Regions from separate parts of the Mus musculus genome. Here region 2 is linked to region 1. A link is a loop called in an ENCODE intact Hi-C map of the cell type or tissue named here. Cell type or tissue: heart. All regions are shown on one strand. Region 1 holds the start of Alpk1 (alpha-kinase 1). Region 2 overlaps Ap1ar (adaptor-related protein complex 1 associated regulatory protein).

Evidence for each region. A loop is a pair of places that touch in the nucleus more often than their neighbours do. Peaks named below come from ENCODE experiments on the same cell type or tissue, not always from the same donor. Only the 100,000 strongest peaks of a DNase experiment are listed, where the experiment ranks them.
Region 2: it touches region 1 in a loop (2.4-fold over the local background); 11 of 42 quality-filtered maps call a loop at or near these places.

The regions. Positions count from the first base shown.
Region 1 is chr3:127,775,392-127,783,391 of GRCm38, reverse strand. It overlaps Alpk1 (alpha-kinase 1), which reads left to right and starts at 2,865. Exons shown (of 14, transcript NM_027808.1): 1 at 2,865-3,231. In heart, a CTCF peak has its summit at 3,272; a DNase peak (open chromatin) is centred at 2,961; H3K4me3 peaks cover 909 bases; H3K27ac peaks cover 476 bases.
Region 2 is chr3:127,828,448-127,836,447 of GRCm38, reverse strand. The region is part of intron 1 of Ap1ar (adaptor-related protein complex 1 associated regulatory protein); the gene reads left to right. Among named protein-coding and RNA genes, the nearest start is that of Gm43653, 5.0 kb to the left of the region's middle. In heart, no CTCF peak of the experiment used is centred here; no DNase peak of the experiment used is centred here; H3K4me3 peaks cover 323 bases.

The DNA of each region.
Region 1 (8,000 bases):
TTTACACAAACAAATAAGTGATAGGCATTTGCTTCAGCATTTTATATTCAAAACAATAAAACCTAGATAATCAGAATCAATACGGTAGGGCAGGCCGTTTTTCTAAGTGTACCACTTGAGTGTACGCCTCAGACATTTACAGTAAGTGAAGCTTTTGTTTATAAATTTCTACATGGGACTGTTATCTTGGGAAACTTTCTGGAACTCAATGTTGTGATTAAAAATGAAACATCACATCTCATGTTTCTATGGCTCTAGGAATTTTTGCCAGGAATGCTTATCACAGAGAGACGTGGCTATTGTCCAGACTCTATGAAGATAAATGACTCACACACTGGTTTCTTCTCAATGTCTTCTCATATTTCTATGTATCCATCGCCTTCTTTTAGGCACTAAAATATCACTCCTTCTCCTCAAGTAAATTTTTTAAATTTAACTTTATGTTTTTACTTATTCACGTTATATCCTGCTCGTTGTCCCCTCCTGGTCTCCCCTCCCATAATCCTTCCTCACTCTTCCCTCCCCTTCTCCTCTGAGTAGGTGGGGCTCCCTGAGTATCCCCTGATCCTGGCACTTTAAGTCTCTTCGAGGTTAGGCACATCCTCTCCCACTGAGGCCAGACAAGGCAGCCCAGCTAGAAGAACATATCCACGTACAGGCAACAGCTTTTGGGATAGCTTCTGCTCCAGTTCAGGACCCACATGAAGACCAAGCTGCACATCTGCTACATGTGTGTGGGGAGGTCTAGGTGTAGCTCATGTATGAGTTCTGTGGTTGGAGGTTCAGTCTCTGAGAGCCCCAAGGGTCCAGGTTAGTTGACTTTGTTGGTCTTCCTGTGGAGTTCCTATCCCTTTTGGGACCCCAGAAATCCTTCCTCCTATTCTTCCATCAGACTCAAATAATTTCTAACACTTCTTTTACTTGCCTGCTCCCAAGCAGAATTCTTAAAAAAAAAGTCACATATATTGAAGTTGATGTTTGTTTTTTATTATAATTTTAAATAATTACAAAAGATCTCTGTGTGGTTTTCCTAAACAAAACTCTACATGTTCTTTCTTCCTTCCTTCCTTCCTTCCTTCCTTCCTTCCTTTCTTTCTTTCTTTCTTTCTTTCTTTCTTTCTTTCTTTCTTTCTTTCTTTTTTCTTCCTTCCTTCCTTCCTTCCTTCCTTCCTTCCTTCCTTCCTTCCTTCCCTCCCTCCTTTCTCTCTCTCTCTTCTCTCCTTGGGACCAGATCTCACTATGTAGTCCTCTAGGACTCACTCTATATACCAGACTGGCCTTGAACTCACAGATATTCACTTGCATCTGCCCCAAGCCCAAGTGCTGAGATTAATGGTGTGTGCCATAAGGCCCATGCATATTCTTTTAAAGGCCAAGCAAAATTATATGTCAAATAATTTGGCACCCCTAACATCTCTCTATAAAGGCATGAAGATTTTTTTAACAATTGTGAAAATTTATATTATTCTATCTAAGTTTCTGTTTCTATTACGTTTCCTTCATAGACTTTTCTCATAGTACAAAACTTGCTCTTATATCTCTGTGTTTTTCTCATTTATATACAGTAATATATATATATATATTAAAATTATTTCTCTTTTTTGCTACAGACACTATTGAATAAACATTCTAAAGACAGGCCTATTCAATGCTTACAATACATGTATTTTTAATTTGTAATTTATTTAAAAGATAAATACAAAGTTACATATTTGATGAATGCCGAATAACAGAGTGCTATTTAAAAGTGCATTTCTCAATGATATTTATGGTACTTAGAAGTTAGTTAACAGATGCACATTATCTATAGCTACAATAAAGTAACATTCCAAGAAAGAACATACATTAAAAAAGGAAACTCTAGTTATGTAAATAAATGGAAAGTTTTGTTATAGTAATTCTATGTTCTTACTTGAACAACTTTTTTTTTTTTCCTGTTTGCTTTTTCTTTTCCAAGACAGGGTTTCTCTGTGTAATCCTGACTGTCCTGGAACTCATTAGTTAGACCAGGCTGGCCTTGAACTCACAGGGATCTACCTGTCTCTACCTCCTAAATACTAGGATTAAAAGAGCACACCATCACTCTGGCTGGTCGAACAACTTCTAAAGTCATGGGTGAAGAATTATTGCCGATCACAAGTCAGTGTTTAGGCAATCTAGCTTTTGACCGCTTGGATCGTTCCTTCCACTTGGTTGAGAAGCAGAGCTGGAATCCGTCCAACTGGCTAAAGCATTTGCTGCCCAGGTGCGGAGAGATTTCTGTTCTCATTTCTTGGGTCATGTACCAAAGGCTTTACCCAAATGCTTCCTGTTGGTATTACTAGATCCATTCCTGCCCTGGAGAGTTGGCTCAGCGGTTAAGAGCACTTGTTGCTGTTGCCCTTGTAAAGATGCCCAGGTTCGATTCCCAGCACCCACACGGAGGCTCACCACCTCCTCAAATATGAAGGCAAAACACTCATACACATAAGATAGTAAAAATAAACCTTAAAAAGAAAAGAAAGTCCATTCCTATTCTTTCTAAAGAAACTTCCTCAGCACAGCAGGCTCAGAAAGGCTCGAGAAAGTTAAAATATTGTTGACCTCTTAAAACTTTTCCAATAAAAAATGTCTTTTTTTTGATAAACATTTTAACATCTTTTCATGTACTTTTGACATGTTTTTTTATCAAAACTTGAGTCTCAGATTTCATTTGCTTCGACCGTTGAAAGACAAACCAGTTATCAGACAAGTTCCTTTCCTTGTGAAAGTTCAGGGAAACTCCTTATTTGGAGTAGGGCAGAGATGGAGTCATCCAAGAGTGAAGGAAGAGACTGCCAATGAGAAAGCAGGAACATAATGACACTATTTTGATGTCATCAAAAGACAAGCTCTCCTTGTCCCCTTTTGGGGGTCGATCTCGGAATTGGAGCGCAGAGGAGAAGTAGGCGTCGCAGAGGCACGTGTATCAACACGTTTATTTGCACTTGAGGCCAAGCTGGGGTTTTCCTGGTGGACGGTGCCAGAGTCAGTAACACGACTCCCAGAAGACCTTTCCCGCAACAGTCCCTAACGGGGCGTGTCTTGGCGTGGCGTTAGACAAGCACGGTCTGAGCAAGGAAGGACTTTTCTTTTCAGATTCCCGTTTCCTGAAACAGAAGCTGTTGAGGAGAAACGCTGTGTTTCCGGGAGGTTGTACCGGAATAAAGACTCTCCCGGGTCAGACTGCTGCTCTGAAGTGTTATTTTCTGAGTGAGTATCAGCTTACAAATGAAAACTTGCAGGAGGTGCGGTGCAGATGCTCGCAGGATGGGGGCGGCAGAGTGTTCTCAAAGGTGATTGCGGTAGACTTGGTGCCACCTCTGTCTCTGTTGCTTTTAAGTAACTCTTGAGCCCTTAGAAAGGTTTGCGCTTCTAGAAGCTCCTCAGAAGGGACAGGGGGGAAAAAAGAGCAGAGGAAAGGCTACCTACAGTTCAGTTGTTGTGAAGAGGAGAAAAATATGAACCCTTTAATGTATATATATATATATGGATTAATAGCAATGTACTTAGTCACAGAACTTGCCAGACCTGCTAGCCTTACTGCTCACAAAATCAGTGTCTGATGAGGGCATTAAAGGATTGTGGGGACTACTGATTTGAAACTGGGTTTGGAGCACATAGGAAGCTATCAAAGACGCTGCCGCTTGCTTGTACGATGGAGTCAGTAATTTCTTGCCAGGGCACAGTTGTGTGAATGTCACTCAGCATACTTGGGGAGTAGGGACAGAAATTCTGGGTGTGGGCAAGTCTTGGTTACAAAGAAAGCGCACATAAAAAAAATTAAATTCCTTTGGGTGTCTAGGTAAAATGGTCCTATCATTAAAAAATTGTAACATTTGAAAGTAGCACTCTAGCCTGGAAAGTCACAAATTAAAACCTCTGAAGTTGTTAGTATTTACAGCAGGTACCAGCACAAAGGCAGGAGCAGATGAGCAGATTTTATGTCACAACACAATGTCACCTCCATCCTAATACTTGCTTCTTGGCATTTGAAAAAACTGTGTGCTTCTAACACTCCTAAAAGTGACAATATTGACCTTTGCCTGATGAGACGTCACAGCTAAAAACTATTTCAGAGTTTCCTGTGTCTGTTTGTTGCTTCTGCTCAAGCCTACACAGGTCTCCATGCGCCTTACTTTGCCCTCAATGTTCTTGAACATTTGAGAGCATTCGTGACTGTAGAAGCTTCAAACCTGAGTCACACTGTCCCCAAAGTATAATACCCATGCTACCGATTTTACATGACACCTGCCAAGCCCTCTACCACTAAAGAATTAGATTACATTCTTAGTTTAACATTCATTATACATCCTATGATTAATTCTGGAGATATGGGTTGTTATCAAGCCTGATATCCTGGGTTCAGTTCCTGGTGCCTGCATGGTGGACGGAGAGATACAATTCTCACATGTCCTCTGACCTCCATGTGGGCTGTGAAGGGTGGGGAGGGGCAGACAGCTGAGAGCACTGCCACACACTGAATGAATGTCTCTGATTTTTTTTTTCATTTTTTATTAGGTATTTAACTCATTTACATTTCCAATGCTATACCAAAAGTCCCCCATATCCACCCACCCCCACTCCCCTGCCCACCCACTCCCCCTTTTTGGCCCTGGTGTTCCCCTGTACTGGGGCATATAAAGTTTGCAAGTCCAATGGGCCTCTCTTTCCAGTGATGGCCGACCAGGCCATCTTTTGATATATATGCAGCTAGAGTCAAGAGCTCCGGGGTACTGGTTAGTTCATAATGTTGTTCCACCTATAGGGTTGCAGATCCCTTTAGCTCCTTGGCTACTTTCTCTAGCTCCTCCATTGGGAGCCCTGTGATCCATCCAATAGCTGACTGTGAGCATCCACTTCTGTGTTTGCTAGGCCCCGGCATAGTCTCACACGAGACAGCTACATCTGGGTCCTTTCAATAAAATCTTGCTAGTGTATGCAATGGTGTCAGCGTTTGGATGCTGATTATGGGGTGGATCCCTGGATATGGCAGTCTCTACATGGTCCATCCTTTCATCTCAGCTCCAAACTTTGGCTCTGTAACTCCTTCCATGGGTGTTTTGTTCCCAAATCTAAGGAGGGGCATAGTGTCCACACTTCAGTCTTCATTCTTCTTGAGTTTCATGTGTTTAACAAATTATATCTTATATCTTGGGTATCCTAGGTTTGGGGCTAATATCCACTTATCAGTGAATACATATTGTGTGAGTTTCTTTGTGAATGTGTTACCTCACTCAGGATGATGCCCTCCAGGTCCATCCATTTGGCTAGGAACTTCATAAATTCATTCTTTTTAATAGCTGAGTAGTACTCCATTGTGTAGATGTACCACATTTTCTGTATCCATTCCTCTGTTGAGGGGCATCTAGGTTCTTTCCAGCTTCTGGCTATTATAAATAAGGCTGCTATGAACATAGTGGAGCATGTGTCCTTCTTACCTGTTGGGGCATCTTCTGGATATATGCCCAGGAGAGGTATTGCTGGATCCTCCGGTAGTACTATGTCCAGTTTTCTGAGGAACCGCCAGACTGATTTCCAGAGTGGTTGTACAAGCCTGCACTCCCACCAACAATGGAGGAGTGTTCCTCTTTCTCCACATCCACGCCAGCATCTGCTGTCACCTGAATTTTTGATCTTAGCCTTTCTGACTGGTGTGAGGTGGAATCTCAGGGTTGTTTTGATTTGCATTTCCCTGATGATTAAGGATGTTGAACATTTTTTCAAGTGCTTCTCTGCCATTCGGTATTCCTCAGGTGAGAATTCTTTGTTCAGTTCTGAGCCCCATTTTTTAATGGGGTTATTTGATTTTCTGAAGTCCACCTTCTTGAGTTCTTTATATATGTTGGATATTAGTCCCCTATCTGATTTAGGATAGGTAAAGATCCTTTCCCAATCTGTTGGTGGTCTTTTTGTCTTATTGACGGTGTCTTTTGCCTTGCAGAAACTTTGGAGTTTCATTAGGTCCCATTTGTCAATTCTCGATCTTACAGCACAAGCCATTGCTGTTCTGTTCAGGAATTTTTCCCCTGTGCCCATATCTTCAAGGCTTTTCCCCACTTTCTCCTCTATAAGTTTCAGTGTCTCTGGTTTTATGTGAAGTTCCTTGATCCACTTAGATTTGACCTTAGTACAAGGAGAGAAGTATGGATCGATTCGCATTCTTCTACACGATAACAACCAGTTGTGCCAGCACCAATTGTTGAAAATGCTGTCTTTCTTCCACTGGATGGTTTTAGCTCCCTTGTCGAAGATCAAGTAACCATAGGTGTGTGGGTTCATTTCTGGGTCTTCAATTCTATTCCATTGGTCTACTTGTCTGTCTCTATACCAGTACCATGCAGTTTTTATCACAATTGCTCTGTAGTAAAGCTTTAGGTCTGGCATGGTGATTCCGCCAGAAGTTCTTTTATCCTTGAGAAGACTTTTTGCTATCCTAGGTTTTTTGTTATTCCAGACAAATTTGCAAATTGCTCCTTCCAATTCGTTGAAGAATTGAGTTGGAATTTTGATGGGGATTGCATTGAATCTGTAGATTGCTTTTGGCAAGATAGCCATTTTTACAATGTTGATCCTGCCAATCCATGAGCATGGGAGATCTTCCCATCTTCTGAGATCTTCCTTAATTTCTTTCTTCAGAGATTTGAAGTTTTTATCATACAGATCTTTCACTTCCTTAGTTAGAGTCACGCCAAGATATTTTATATTATTTGTGACTATTGAGAAGGGTGTTGTTTCCCTAATTTCTTTCTCAGCCTGTTTATTCTTTGTATAGAGAAAGGCCATTGACTTGTTTGAGTTTATTTTATATCCAGCTACTTCACCGAAGCTGTTTATCAGGTTTAGGAGTTCTCTGGTAGAATTTTTAGGGTCACTTATATATACTATCATATCATCTGCAAAAAGTGATATTTTGACTTCCTCTTTTCCAATTTGTATCCCCTTGATCTCCTTTTGTTGTCGAATTGCTCTGGCTAATACTTCAAGTACTATGTTGAAAAGGTAGGGAGAAAGTGGGCAGCCTTGTCTAGTCCCTGATTTTAGTGGGATTGCTTCCAGCTTCTCTCCATTTACTTTGATGTTGGCTACTGGTTTGCTGTAGATTGCTTTTATCATGTTTAGGTATGGGCCTTGAATTCCTGATCTTTCCAAAACTTTTATCATGAATGGGTGTTGGATCTTGTCAAATGCTTTTTCTGCATCTAACGAGATGATCATGTGGTTTTTGTCTTTGAGTTTGTTTATATAATGGATTACATTGATGGATTTTCGTATATTAAACCATCCCTGCATCCCTGGAATAAAACCTACTTGGTCAGGATGGATGATTGCTTTAATGTGTTCTTGGATTCGGTTAGCGAGAATTTTATTGAGGATTTTTGCATCGATATTCATAAGAGAAATTGGTCTGAAGTTCTCTATCTTTGTTGGATCTTTCTGTGGTTTAGGTATCAGAGTAATAGTGGCTTCATAAAATGAGTTGGGTAGAGTACCTTCTACTTCTATTTTGTGAAATAGTTTGTGCAGAATTGGAATTAGATCTTCTTTGAAGGTCTGATAGAACTCTGCACTAAACCCATCTGGTCCTGGGCTTTTTTTGGTTGGGAGACTATTAATAACTGCTTCTATTTCTTTAGGTGATATGGGACTGTTTAGATGGTCAACTTGATCCTGATTCAACTTTGGTACCTGGTATCTGTCCAGATATTTGTCCATTTCATCCAGGTTTTCCAGTTTTGTTGAGTATAGCCTTTTGTAGAAGGATCTGATGGTGTTTTGGATTTCTTCAGGATCTGTTGTTATGTCTCCCTTTTCATTTCTGATTTTGTTAATTAGGATTTTGTCCCTGTGCCCTTTAGTGAGTCTAGCTAAGGGTTTATCTATCTTGTTGATTTTCTCAAAGAACCAACTCCTCGTTTGGTTAATTCTTTGAATAGTTCTTCTTGTTTCCACTTGGTTGATTTCACCCCTGAGTTTGATTA
Region 2 (8,000 bases), 53 kb before region 1:
TTTTGAACTTTCTTAAGCATGGTGCCCAATTTTCAGCCAATAGCTTTGTATTGGGAAGCTTTCAGCCCACACAAACTGGAACCAAGTGATTTGTAATTCGAATCTTTGGGTCATGAGTGCATTATAAAATGATTCACTAATTAAGCAGTGTGTCAAAGTAGTGAAGGTGTTACTCTATGCGTCCCTAGAATGGGAGGGGATGGACTTAAAACATTTCTACTTAGTTTGGTATTTTGATTTTCCTGATTTCTGTACTTTACTTTGACAGCTGTTGTGCATTGTGATCCAAAATCATGTTATTCCAAGTACTTCGTGAGTGAACTCGTTTGTGAAGCTATGGAAAGGGGCTCATGGAAGAACTGGACATTACAACATCTTTGACTTTATTATCATTCCTTGGAAGGCTTAACAGTCAAACTCTGGGAGGGAGTGCTTTGAATTCTGCGGTAGACAATGTTTTTGTATTTGACTTTGGAGTACATTACCCGGGTTCTGTAAGAACCTTGGGTATTTTTTTTTTTAACAGTGATTTTACAAATGATATCTTCATTACACACTATTCATTAAAATTGCGGGTTCTCCTGGCTCAGCCCAGGCTTGGCAGCATAGGAGAGGCTAGCAGGGTGAGATCACGTGAGGCATGTGATCCTTGTAGATATGTTGTAGTGCTTGATCGAGAGTCTGTACTTTGTCTTTGGCTGACTCCTTGAGTGAGTCCTAGGGGTTGTGGATGCTGATGCCGAAGACCATGTGATCTGTGTCAGTCCTGTTTCTTGGCATCTATAAGCATAGGCTTCAACAGTTCCCTTACTTGAATCTTCCCATAAACTTACCGTTTGGTATCAGTCTTAACAGTTCTAGCAGCTTCCTGGAAGCATGTGGTATTAAACTGCCTTTCAGTTTAGTCGCTGTTAGTTGTTTTCCTTTAGGTGTGCATCTGGGCAGTTAATGGGTACATGTTTAAGTGAAAAACTGGGCACTCACAAAAGTCTGCGTTGATTTTATGTCACTGTACTTATTAAGGCTAGAAAGAAATAGGACATCCTGGGCTCTGTTAGGCTCATTTACTCTGGACTCCACCACGGGTGCTTTGTGATTTGAGGCCTGGTTTCTTAGCCTTGTGGATTTCCCAGGAGTCTCTCAAAATGAGATCACTTACTCTACGCTTTGTAATCTCGGCACTATAATTACCAAGTACAGTTGAGTGTGCTCTAGTAGTATTTTATATGTGAGGATAACTAATGACCAGTCTAAGTGCTAAGGCATCTTGGAGACCTTACTACCAAGAAACAAAATACTGACATCCCGATGGGTTAGCCTTCTTCGTTTGGAGGGTTCGTCTCCCAGCATGTTCTGGAGAACTCCGTGTGCTGGCCAGTTGTTTTCTCTGGACAAGACTAGAACTCTGTGTGTGCTACCTTGCCTGGCTTATGCATTGCCGGGGCTCAAATCTAAGGTGTCATACTGAGCTACATCCCCAGTCCTACAAATTATTTGTTCTTAGATGGGTTCTTAGGAACCTAGTTGTGTTGTATTTTATTTCCCATCTTTAGGTTGCTGTACAGTTGCCCATCCTTGCTTCAGGTGAGTTGTCGTGTTACTCACACAGGTGTGATGATGTTTGGGGTGCTCTGTCTGACAGGTTTCAGCCCCTTGGATTCTAGCAGCAGCCTTGCTTCTAGGTGATAGTTCACAGAGATTAGCTTTTCTTTTCCTAGGGAAAATGGCTTTAGTGCTTGCCAATATTTAGCTACTTCCTATGTGCTGGGCGGTATTCTAAATACTATGTTACCTTATTTATTCTTTTGCACACCCCTGCCAAGTAATAACTGCTATTGAAATTTTAGTTCTCTATCCAAAATGCATGAAACCAATTTCTTACTTTAAATAGGATTTTGGAGTATTTCTATAGACAACACCCTTAGACATGGACCCAAGTTAAAGCATAGAGCTGATTTGTGTTTCATACACATCTTGTGCACTTGACCGTGACTTTATAGAGTACGTTCAGTCCGCCTATGGCTTTTCACTGTTTGCTTTGGGCAGCATAAGCATCTTACTGTTATACCCAGGCTGGCCTCGAACTCTCCTGCAAGTTGAGTGTCCTGTGAAGTCAAGTATGGAGTCCCCACGTTGTGGCCTCTTGTTGGCTCACAGCAGCTTTCAGAGCATGGGGCATTTTGGATTTTGAACTTTCAGATTAATGGTGTTCAACTTGCTCATGCTGGAGACCGAAAGCCAAGGCTTGAAAGTTTAACTTGCCTGAGATAACAGAGCTGGAATTGCAGTCAAAGTCCCTCTGAGACCAGAGCCCTTGTCTTTACCTGGGAAGAGCTTGCAGCTCTTTATTTTCTTCTCTCAGTCTTTTCTTCCCTGCCTCTGTTTTCAGAGGAAATGATTCTTCCTAATCATTTTTACTTTTGTTTCCTACCCTCTCCATAGAAAGTCAGTCTGTAGTCACCTTAGCTGTGAGCAGGAGGGTCATTGTCCTTCCCTCCAAATCCCCGTTCCCAGGCCCTCTCAGGGTTACTTCTGTGTCCTGACCACCTCTACATCTGTGCTGGTTAGGTGTTTTGACACCTGAGAAGAGGAATTTCCTACATCAGATTGGTCTGTAGAGTCCTCACTTTAGTGCTGACCCTGGGATATCTCTAGGATAAAGGCCAAAATATGTATCCTTCTAGATATCTGTATTTTCCCAGATTCTGCATTATGTATTTCTCCCTGTGTCTCCTTGTCTTGTCTCTGCTGTGTTCCTCCCTGAGTCTTATTTCTTCCCTATTTCTTCCTTGTCTTCACTTGAATAACACCTACTTAGTCATCTTTTCCACTGGCAATTCAGGAATGACTTTCCACAGTTTTCCTGAAGCATCACCAGCCTTCTGGAAATCAGAACTCGCAGCGCTGCTGAAACAGTCTGCTCTCCTGAGCTCCACTCCCTACTTAGCTTCTGAGTGCTTCCTCTGTCCCTATCCGTGCTTCCTCGGTCCATATCTGTGCTGATTCAGGCTTCTGTTGAATACCTAGTTAGTTAAGTTCCTAGGACGTGGAGATGCAAGTATTTGTTGATTCTGTGGCTAGAATTTCTTAAGTCAGTCAGGTCGCCTGGCTTTTGGTCTCTGGTCCTTCTGAAGGACTTTTCCCATATTTGGGCGTGGGCCGATCCTCCTCTCCAGTGATTAAAGCACAGCCTTGCTTGTAACTCACCTTTGCATCTACCCCAGATGACTGTAAGATTAGCTTTTATTGACTAAATAAGGTGCTTTGCCCATTGTTCAGTAACTTAGGGAAGGAAGAAAATGAAGACTCACATAAGAAAAGAGGTCACATTTCACTCTCCAACAAGAAAATGAGTGATGCCAGCTGCTGCACACAATGTGAAAGGTGAATGAATGGGGGCTCAGGCCTGAGCTCCTCCCTCTCTGTTGCTCGGTTCCTCTAGAGCTCTTCTCAAAAGGCAGTGGCTCTGTCTGTTTGTCTGTTTGTTTGTTTGTTTGTTTAGCCTGCCTTTTCTGTCTTTGCCTTGACAGGGGGAAGATATGTCTCCATTGTTCCTGCAAGGCATAAAATAATTTTCTGACTATCCCATCCAAAGCTCATCCCTCAGAGGCACTATTATCGTGGCCTTTTTTACTTGATTGCCAGTTCTATACGGGCCTGCATAATACTTAACCAGTAGAAAAACAGCACGTACCGTCCAATAGCTACAGTGGTAGATAAAAAAATGACGTGCGTGGAGGGATTGTCTCCAGTGGAAACTAAGTGCCACGGTCTGCTGTGTGCCCTTGTGACCCAGAAAAGCCAGTGGTTTGAGTTCCAGTACCTGGGCATAAGATAGCCAGGTTGGCATCTCAGGCAGCGAGGCAGAGAACTGGACCTGTTCCCGTGGCATGACATACTGTGTTGACATCATCTTATCCCTTCAGAATATCCCTTCAGAAGGCTCCACTGAAGTATTTGATGTCAGGTGGGAACTGCCCTGTCGTCCTCTTTGTGATAGCCTTTGCCAGGCATATGATTGATAGCCTGACCTGTCTTCCACTTGAGGGTGGGAGGATGTCTTGGGGAGCTTTTAATTTTTTGTAGACTTTGGAGCCATTTACCTTGGTTGCTCATCACTTATTTATAATATCCAAGAAAATATGAAGGATTGTCTTACTGTGTTTCACCAGGTATAATATAAGACATGTTGAAAAAGAACAATGCCAATGTAGTTTTGAGTTTCATAGGTTTTTTTTCTTACCATGCTGCATAACAGGGAAGCATTAAAAACTACATTTTCAGCCCGCTGTCAACAAGGTTTAGACTTACCTTAGTGTCTGTCTTGATAACAAGGTAGTAAGGTTGCAGGCATCTCCAACCACAGCCTCTTCTCTGCCACTCTGTACCTGTTGAACCACATTCACATTTTTAGCAGTGTAGTAAATAGGCAGGAATCTGTCTCAGGTTGCGACAACCCTCGAGGACACAGAGATGTCTCTGGGCTTTGGAGCGTGCCAAGCTAAGGAGGGAAATAGACTTGTGTCTTTTCTAGTTAGTCACTGTTTGCACACCCCGTGCTGGCTGCCTTTAGTTAACACAGTGTCGGGGTTTCTCCATTACTTTTCCCCTCCCTTTTTCCTAGAGAATAGCCTGAGTTGGTGAAAGTGAAATGTATATATGATGTGACCCTGACTTTTTATTTATTTATTTATTTTCTTTCTTTCTTTCTTTCTTTTTGGTTTTTCGAGACAGGGTTTCTCTGTGTAGCCCTGGCTATCCTGGAACTCCCTCTGTAGACCAGGCTGGCCTCAAACTCAGAAATCCGCCTGCTTCTGCCTGGCATTAAAGGTGTGGGATTAAAGGCGTGTGCCACCACTGCCTGGCGACCCTGATTTTCTTCACAGCTCATCCATGTGACCCTGCTGTGTTTCCTGAGGCCTCTGTAGCTTCTCACATCCCTGTATCTTACCCTTGCATCTTTGACTTACTATGTTTACTTTGTGTGGTGAACTCACACACACACACACACACACACACACACACACTGTAGCACCATTCAATTCTGACCCTGCCTCCCTGCGTCTCATTGTCTAACCCTTCTCCTAGATCAGATTCTGCTTTATCTTCCAGGTATTTGCTTATCTGCTTCTCCAGGGGGCAGCACCCCAGGCCCAGCTCCCACGGCCTTACCCGCAGCCTCAGGTTGATTGCATGCATCATTCACGTGCTCACTCTGCCTCACCCCCTCCCCTCGCAGCTCCCTCAGACTCTTGTGGTTCCTACCACTGGAAGCAAGCTTTCTATGGTGGCTAGATTCAAGGGAAGAATTTGTGTTCGTGTTCCTCAGTAACTACTTTAAATACAGTAAATATTAGTCTACACATTTGGTTGTTTCTCTCAGTGATTTTGAATAGTTGGTCCAAAACTCTCATTTTCATACTTGATCATGCGCCTCCTGTGTAGCACTGTATTGTACTACTATACCATCATTTACTGTTACTTTACTGATGGACATCTCTGTTACGTCAGGGGTGGGTGTGTTCTTTCTCTCTTTCTTTCTGTTACCGCTAATAGGCATTCTGATAATAGCCCCTCTGCACCTGTACAGGAGAGGACCAGGGACGGAATCACCGGCTGATAGCTTATGCATATCTTCATCAGTGCTACAGTATATTAAAGTTTTCCAAGTTTCTGCCAGTTTATACTACCAATAAGGGATTGTCATTGCTCCACTTTCTAAGTACTGCCAAAGTGCTTTTTTCCTACTTATTAATGTGAAATGTTGGGTATTAGTACGAGAACTTCATTATAACCCTATGTGCCTGTAGCAAATATAATGTGTACAAATTTTTTTTAATTCCCTTAGTGATAGCAATGGAAATATAAGAAACTAGGTTAAGTAATAGGAGATATTAAAAACTGCAGTGGCTCTTCTTAAACCTCAGATGAATGGAGGACACTACTGTGGTCACGGGAGGACCTTGCCTCGGTGTTCACACTGGTGACCACAAATAAGGTGCAATAAAAACGAAATTGGTATCAGAGTTCGACTAGACAGGGTAATTCCATACATTGTGAAGAAGGTAATAACTTCGTCTTAGGCCATAACAGACACTAATAAAGCTGAAGTGTTGGCCCAGCGCTAGACTGCGGGAGTCGGTAGAGCACAGTCGCCTTCATTAACAAGGTGACTGCCTCCTACCACGTAGGAAGAGTCACTGCTTCACTGAAATAGTTACAAGGATTGAGAAAGCATTTGTTATTTTCTGGTTTTTGTCTAGTTCGGAGACTCCTCCCTCCTCCAGCCCCTTCCCTGCTTTTTTCTTTCCCTAGTTCAACTACCCAGGGTGGGCAGCAGTGTCCAGTCAGGAGTAAGAATTCATTGTTCTGTTGAGTTTGCTGTGGGTGGGACCTGCGTGCCTCCTGGCACTTACTTACTGTTGCCATCTTCTCGTGTTGTTTGCCCAAAAGTCATACCTCCAAGAACTTGGACGGCTCTGAACGTGGGAGATGTCTAATGGTCCTGATGTATTATCGTCATAAATGAAATTAATTGGAAGTCGAGAAGCTTGGCCCGTACCTGCTTTCCTAACTCTGTGTCTTTTCTTTCTCTTAATCCTACTGTTTGAAATCTGTATCGAAGAAACGCCATCTCTTCCCAAAGAATCGAGTATCTGTCCTCACATTATACAAATACGAAGACAGGGACTGAGGCTTTCCCCTTGTAAGCATGCTAGAAAAAAAAATCAGATCTTCTATTCTGGTTTGCACTTTTTTTTTCTTAAATAGATTCAGGAACTTTTGTACAGTCTGACCCTCTTACGTTACAACAGTAGTTCTAGCCACTACCAGTGTCTGGTGAAAATGGTATGAAAGATGTAGTCATGTCTTATGTACAGAAGCACTTATGGGAATGGCGTTACATATACAGTGAGCATGTTTAGCCTCAAAGCCGCACACTTAGTACTGGATGTGTGGCAGCGTTTTCGGCTGTGGAACTGATGAATTAAACATAGAGGACAAATCAAAGGCGATCAGAACGTTCGTCATATCTAGTCATGCAGATATGCTGCAGAGCTTAGTTACTCGAGGAGATATTTCAGTTACTTTTGTACTCTCTTTGGAATCCAGTTCAATTTGACACTTTATAGCCCTCCAAATTCAGACTGGTTGCATCTCAAGTGCTAGTGGCTGTCATACTGGACAGTGGAGATCTCTCTAGGGTAACAGTAGCCGTAGGAGTATTGAGGAAAGGAAATGTCTCTGAGACACGTGCGAGAATTAGGTCAGTTCAGGGCCTATCCTGTGTACTTGGTGAATGGGAGTCTGTTCCTTACCATGTTATTACCTCGCTCTCTGTTGGCTTGGCTCATGTCACACAGAGCTGGAAATCAAGTCAGTGAAATACTGACTTCTTTTTCCTTAAATTTAGGAAAGCAACTCTTGTGCCTTTGTGAAACACAGGATTCAAAAGACCTGAGTAAAGCCAGCCTTAGTGTCTTTTACTTGTGATTAGTTTGGTTGATTTATTTAAACATGGCAGTTTGTTTTAGGCAACTATATCATGGTTTCTCCACGCCCCAGGCTTTCACCGTTGGCTGTGTTTGTTCAGATATAGAGCATTAAGTTATAAATTCTTAATGTAAGATGAAAAGTCAGCTGCTTGGGAAGTGTATAATAATTGTCTTTTGGTAAGGTCATCCTTTTTCTTTGAAATGACCACTAAGGTAGAAGGTGTTGTAGATTTAGAACAAAGGAACAGCATGCCAGTGTAACTGATCTGCTAGGGACAGTTTGGTTTTAGTCTGTTTCTAATTTACCAAAATTTAACTCACTCTCCCTCTGTCCTTCCACCCCAAGAACAGTTCCATTCTCCCATAGTAATTAGATATAAACTCCTTTAAAACTATAAGAATATATGTATTATATATATTCACTCTGCCCCAGAGTGAGGGGAGGGGTTCTCAGTCATCTGGGCTCCTAACCCATCCATCCTTAAAGCACCTCACTAACCTGTT